Regions from separate parts of the Homo sapiens genome. Here region 1 is linked to region 2. Evidence: read pairs that join two places in POLR2A ChIA-PET (ENCODE). Cell type or tissue: Panc1. All regions are shown on one strand. Each heading gives the region's core, and the rest is flanking DNA. Links, peaks and the distances in the headings are about the cores only. Region 1 overlaps SHF (Src homology 2 domain containing F). Region 2 has its middle 16 kb from the start of SORD.

Region 1 (2,906 bases), core at 407-2,906, 160 kb after region 2:
AGAGAACGGGGTCGGGGGCAGACTCAGCTGGAGTCTATAGGGAGCCAGAGCCGCCTGGCTTGTTACCAGGACCTCAGTCACTCCCAGCCCTTCTCTGAGCAAAGGGAGAGTTGGGCACCTGTGCCTACATGGCTCTTCCAGGCAGTGAGATGATAGCAGGAGACAAATGAACACATCACCCAACCTCTCTGGGCCTGTTTTCTCATCTGCAAAATGGCTGGATGCTCTCCAAGTCGACTTAAAGACAGGACAACCCTCTGAGGGAATTTCTCTGAGTGCGCCCCTTTTTTTTTTTGAGACAGAGTTTCGCTCTTGTTGCCTACGCTGGAGTGCAATGGCACGATCTTGGCTCACCGCAACCTGTCTCCCGGGTTCAAGCGATTTCTCCTGCCTCAGCCTCCCGAGTAGCTGGGATTACAGGCACGCACCACCACGCCCGGCTAATTTTGTATTTTTAGTAGAGACGGTATTTCTCCATGTTGGTTAGGCTGGTCTCGAACTCCCGACCTGAGGTGATCTGCCCGCCTCGGCCTCCCAAAGTGCTGGGATTACAGGCGTGAGCCACCGCGCCCGGCAAGAGAGTGCCCAATTTTAAGTGATCCTTCCTATTGCTTCCACAAAACGCCTGCATACCACATATCCTCAATTTCGAGAAAATAGCCACTGGTTTAGAAACTCTCAAGTACTGTGATTCACAGCACACTTTGGAGGTTGCACGTTTAGGTTCTGGAAGAGGCCCTCAGACGGCCCTTTGGCTCAGCGGTCCCCCGAAGGTGCCTGTCCAGCATGTCGAGGGGTCCTGACCAGCCTGCCCGCGGGGTGGGGCGGGCCTGGGGCAGCCTGAGAGCCGCTCCGCCTGGCGACCCAGTGGGCCTCCCCGGGCCCGCCCAGAGGCCTGGGCGGGTTCCAGCGGTGGGCGCCGGTCGGGGTGCGGCCTAGGCCGCGGGCCGGTGGTTAGGGGCTCGCAGGCCGGCCACGCCCGAGGGTCTGCCCGGGACAAACCCTTCCGTTAGGGCGCGAGGGAGGCGCTGCAGGCCCTCAGTTCCTCGGCCAAGGAGACAAGCGCGGCCCCCGCGGCCCGTCCCGCCAGCCTTCCCGCCTCCGCCGGCGCGCGGCTTCCGCGTGGCAGGCCGCCCCGCTCCCCGGCCTGGCGCGCTGCCTCTTTGTCTCTCCGCGCCTCCCCTCCTCCCAGACAAATGGCTGTTGGCAGGAAATTGGACGCGCTCGGGGGAAGCCGCGCGCCGCGGGGAGGGGGCGCCGCGCGGCCAGCGGGCCTCGGGTGCCCCCAGCCGGGGCGGGGGCGGCGGGGATGTTTTGACATCTCGTCAAAGAAAGGAACTTGATGCTTCGAAAGTGCTTTTCACAGCCGGGCTGTGTCTGCTCCAGAGCTGATTTATACGCAGAATCTGCGCTCGCTTCTCCGCTCCCTCCCCCGTCAGCCCGGGGACGGCGCCGGAGGCGCGGGCGCGGCTGTGCCCGGCAGGATCGGGTTTATTTATTGCCTCTGGCCCGGAGCCGGGGCGGCCTGGGGACTGCACAGTTCCCTCTGCCCGAGCCCCTCCCCTTCTCTCCCCACCCCCCAAAGCCGGCTGCTTCCCAGGGGCCTGTCTTCCCCAAACCTCTTACCAGACTCTGGGCGGAGCCCTCCGACGGTCTGGGGTGGAAGTCGGGGACGGAGGCAGAGAGGTGGTAAGGCGCCCCAAGGGGCCGAATTCTGCACTACCTCGCACGGACCCAGTGGGGAGAGGGTGGTGGTGGTGGAGGTCACCACCTCTGCCCTAAGGTCGGAAAGGAGCCGGAGCTGCCAGTCTGAAACTCCCTACCATCCCAGTAGCTCTGGAACCCCCTTCCTCCAGGGGCTATCCTTTCTCTCCAGGGATTCCTCTTTCCCCAGCTCCAGACAACCCCTTACTCCAAGGCCCCAGGAGCCCTTTCCCTTTAGAATAAATTAAGGAATCTCCAGCTTCTACTGGATCCCAGGAGAAGAAAGGTTTGAAAGATCACGTCCCTGGCAAGAGCCACAGCCCTCAGCCAGGTGATGGGCACAGGGCTGGGTACAGGTCTATCACAGTGCCCTGGCTTCACATCTAAAGAGTCCGGATGGCCACAGGGTAGAGCAGGGACATGTGTTCGGCTCCCTTAATGGGTAGCTTGCGGCTGGCATAGTGGTGCACAATTTCAGGGACGCTGCTGAAGGGCGGGCTGTTCTGGCCCAGCACATATTTGTGTTCCTTGGTTCGGGACAGCTTCATGTGCATGAATCCCTGGCTGCTCCTGGGAAGAGGAGAGGAGACTTTGGTGAGTGGGGGCTCTCCTCAGCCCCCTCATCCATCCACCCAGTAACCCTCCCCAACCCTACAGCAAATGTGGTGGTTCCGAAGCCAGCTGAGAATGACAGGTGATTAGGGGAGGTGGAGGTCAGTCCAGAAAGCAGGGGTGGTGGTGGTGTAAGTAGGTAGCACTGGGCATTGGCTTTGTGGTAAGGCCACTGGTTGTGCCAAGAATGTGTGTATAGGGAGCATACAGGGTGTGTGCAGGTGGAAACTGAGCGACCAGCACCTCCCCCGACCCCTGCTGGCCAACCCTGGGGTCCAGGCACCCCGGCCCTCCAGCCTCTGTGGCCAGGGCCAGTTTAACCTCACCTTTCTTGAGCTCTTTGGTAGGACACCCGTGAGGGGCTCCTGGTGACTCATGTGGAACCACATATGCCCTTGGCAGGAGGGTGGACAGATGTGACAACCAAGCTAGTCTTCATTGGGGCTCTCCCTTCTAATGACTAGGGGGAAGGGGGAAGCTGATCTGGAAGACCCCCCAAAATCTGGGAGTGCTCAGCTGCCTCCTCCTGGGGATATCCCTTCACTCTCTTGCTTTCTGGGTCTTGGACCAAGCCCCTAGCTCATTTATCC
Region 2 (2,908 bases), core at 131-2,630:
GCTGTCTCTTTTTTGGTGTCTGTCTTTAGCTCCATCATGGGGTGTCTGTCTTTAGCCCCATCACGAGATGTCTACTGGTGAGATGTCTAATTGGATGGAGAATAGGGGACTTGTTTGGAGGAATACTCTTGGTTTGTGACTGGGTCTGGAATCTGTGTCTCAAAGGCCTTCTGTCTGTCTTGTCTTTGTTGTGTGTGTGTTTGTATATGTTGAGGGGATCTCTGAGGGAATTGCTGATGGAAGTCCAGCAGGCCTAACTCGGAGAACTCTACGTAAGTCAGGTTACATCTGATGAGCCCTGAAGAAAGCTCAACAGGCCTGACATGGGGTGACTGTCCACTCTTCATCTTGCCCAGAGACCACCTATTCAATTACCGGTTGGAGGTCATCCCTCTCCACTTGGAGTGGATCAAAGACTATGGGAACCAACATGAGAAAGTTTGAGCCTTGCCAGGTCAATATTGGGTGCTGAACGAGGTGACTAGTGTCTGTTTCGTTATGTGTATTTTGCTTCGGCTGGGATGGAAAATATTAATTCAGTTCCCCATGCAACCCATCAGGCAGCATCTTGGAAAAGTGAGAAGCTTTTGCCTATGGTTCCATAAAACAGAAATGGATGATTTTCTTTTGTAACAGGGCTTGGCCCCCACAGCTATGGCACAGTAAGCAGGGTCATCAAAAGCTGCTCCATTTTCTGGAAGCTTCAGAGAAAGGGGACACAGAAACCTGGTATGCCAGCAAAAAGGGTAGGAATTTCTTACCAGCCAAGTTTCCGGTCTCTGTCTCTTTCTCTCTGTGTATAAATGATAAACATCAATGTCTCCTCTGCAAGGGTTTGATTAGTAGAAGAAAGGATTTCTGAGAGTAGTGTTAGGTTGTAGCAAATATGGTGTACTTTGTGCTAAGAATTTGTCTTTCTGTGTTGTTCTGTAATGGAGAGAAGGGTATCACAGAATAGAATGTGGGTTTAGGACTCCTGTAAGCCCATTTTTCAAGCCAGCCTGGCAGGCTGCTCAGTTACAAACTTTGCTGTGTGTCCCTGAAACCAATACCAGATGAAATTTATCTGTCTTGTTTTGTGTCTTTAAGAGCCCAACCTTGTGACCATGTGGAGATACTTTCTCTTGGTCTCTGGCATCCAGAGGACAGGAATTTGGGGATGCATATCATAGTTAACCCTAAAAGTTAACTTCAGCAGTTAAAAGCCTTTGCAAGCTCAAAATTGGCTGCTCTAGGCTTCTTCTAGGAAGAGCAATAGAAACTGCTCAATGCTGTACCTCAGTAGCTAAGGCCTTGTCTTTTGACAATGGCAGCCTGGGTTCAATTCTTAGGGAATGAGTCTTTTCTGGTTTATTTGTGTAACTTTTTGCCACTTATTGATTCTTTTTTCCCCCGTGGACCACTTTTGATTTCGTGTCTTGAGTTTTCCTTTGAACTACCTTGGAAAGATTCTAGATCTTGTTAAAAAAAAAAAAAAGAAACTGCTTACTATCTCTTTGAAATACCTTATGTATCCATTATAACCTTATTTAAAACATTAATTTCACATGGGAAGTTACCTGTGGTAAAGTTCAAAAGCAAGGAATATTGACTGTCCTGGCTAGAGTCTAATAATTAGATATTTAAAAAATAATTTTTTAAAGAGCTGTATGGTTAAAATCAGCTTCATTAAAAGCAGATATCCAAACTGCACACATATTTAAAATACCTTTACATGGTTTCTTTTTTCTCTTCTTGGATCTTATTTTTCTAAAGAAACAAAAAAGGTTTTTTTCTTCTCGCTCGACTGAGTTGTTTTTCTCCACTTTTGTCTTCTCAACACTCTTGATGCCCACATGAGAGAACCTAAGATAAATTCTAACAGCCTGGAACTCTTAGGGAAAAACAGGAAGTGCCACAGACCCCATTCTGGGAAAAAGCGCTGTTTTTCTCATGGAACCCTAGGAATTGAAAAAGAATAGATCCCTCTCAAAATCTAAGGCTGTCTTCTGTTTTACCTTACATTATCTCAAATTTTTTACTTTGGCAGGTATCAAAAATTACTTTGCATTATTTGAGAGCTTTTAGTCTTGGTGTGTAATAACCAGGTAGGAAATATACTTTAAGGAATGGCTAATGGCAGTTAAGAGGGATGCTTGGCTCTTGGATTTTTGGATTAGAGAAGCATGCTCTTGGCCACCTGGAAGATATGGAAACATCCCCACCTGCAACTGAGAGGAGATTCCCATGGAGGATGGGCTGGTTTCAAAATGGGCTGATTGGCTTTGGGTTGCTTTGCAATGACATGCACGGTAGAAGCATTGCACTCTTTCCCATAGCATTTTCCTCTTCTGGGGGGATCCAGGATGCAGTATACAAATGGCACCCTTAATTTTGGGGATATGTTTTTGCCTTCCAGCTATGCCTTTTTATTAGGCCCTAGAAATGCCATGCTTTGCTGATGCTGTTCCTCCAAGGGTGCCATCTTGAAGCCAGTAATTCAATTAAGAAACTGGCAAGTGAAAAATCTTACAACTACCAGATCTTCTGTCTGTCTGTCTATGTATATGTGTTGTATGCATGGTGTTTGTATAAAAGAGCTCTGACTAATTGGCTTAGAAAAATAAGCACTTAAATCAAGTATTTTGTCAGAAAAACAGAAACATTTTAATGCCTTTTTGTTCACGTGATTTCAGTGATCTTTTGGAAATAAAAACAGTTTTAAAGATTATTGGTAAAAAATGTCTTCACAATTTAGATGTTTAGTCTAAATTAGGTCAGATGTTAGGTTTGCTAAATGCTTTAAGGTCATAAACGGTTTCTTTGACTTTTGAAAATTGTTAGGCTTACCTACTTTGGAGCCATTAGAAATTCTAGCTAAGGTCTGTGGACATGTGGAATTAGCCATGCCCCCTAGCTATGCTGGAGT

The links. ChIA-PET counts read pairs that join two places held together with the same protein. Peaks named below come from ENCODE experiments on the same cell type or tissue, not always from the same donor. Only the 100,000 strongest peaks of a DNase experiment are listed, where the experiment ranks them.
Region 1: POLR2A ChIA-PET joins it to region 2 with 6 read pairs; 2 of 35 experiments call an interaction of 5 or more read pairs at or near these places.

Annotation. Positions count from the first base shown.
Region 1 is chr15:45,165,860-45,168,765 of GRCh38, forward strand. It overlaps SHF (Src homology 2 domain containing F), which reads right to left. Exons shown (of 7, transcript NM_001394037.1): 7 at 1,355-2,274. The coding sequence ends at 2,088. Among named protein-coding and RNA genes, the nearest start is that of SHF, 21 kb to the right of the region's middle. RefSeq lists a silencer at 773-1,572 and enhancers at 1,773-1,862, 1,854-2,355. In Panc1, for the core only: a CTCF peak has its summit at 1,695; a DNase peak (open chromatin) is centred at 1,702; H3K4me3 peaks cover 1,592 bases; H3K27ac peaks cover 1,793 bases.
Region 2 is chr15:45,005,429-45,008,336 of GRCh38, forward strand. No RefSeq gene overlaps it. Among named protein-coding and RNA genes, the nearest start is that of SORD, 16 kb to the right of the region's middle. In Panc1, for the core only: no CTCF peak of the experiment used is centred there; no DNase peak of the experiment used is centred there.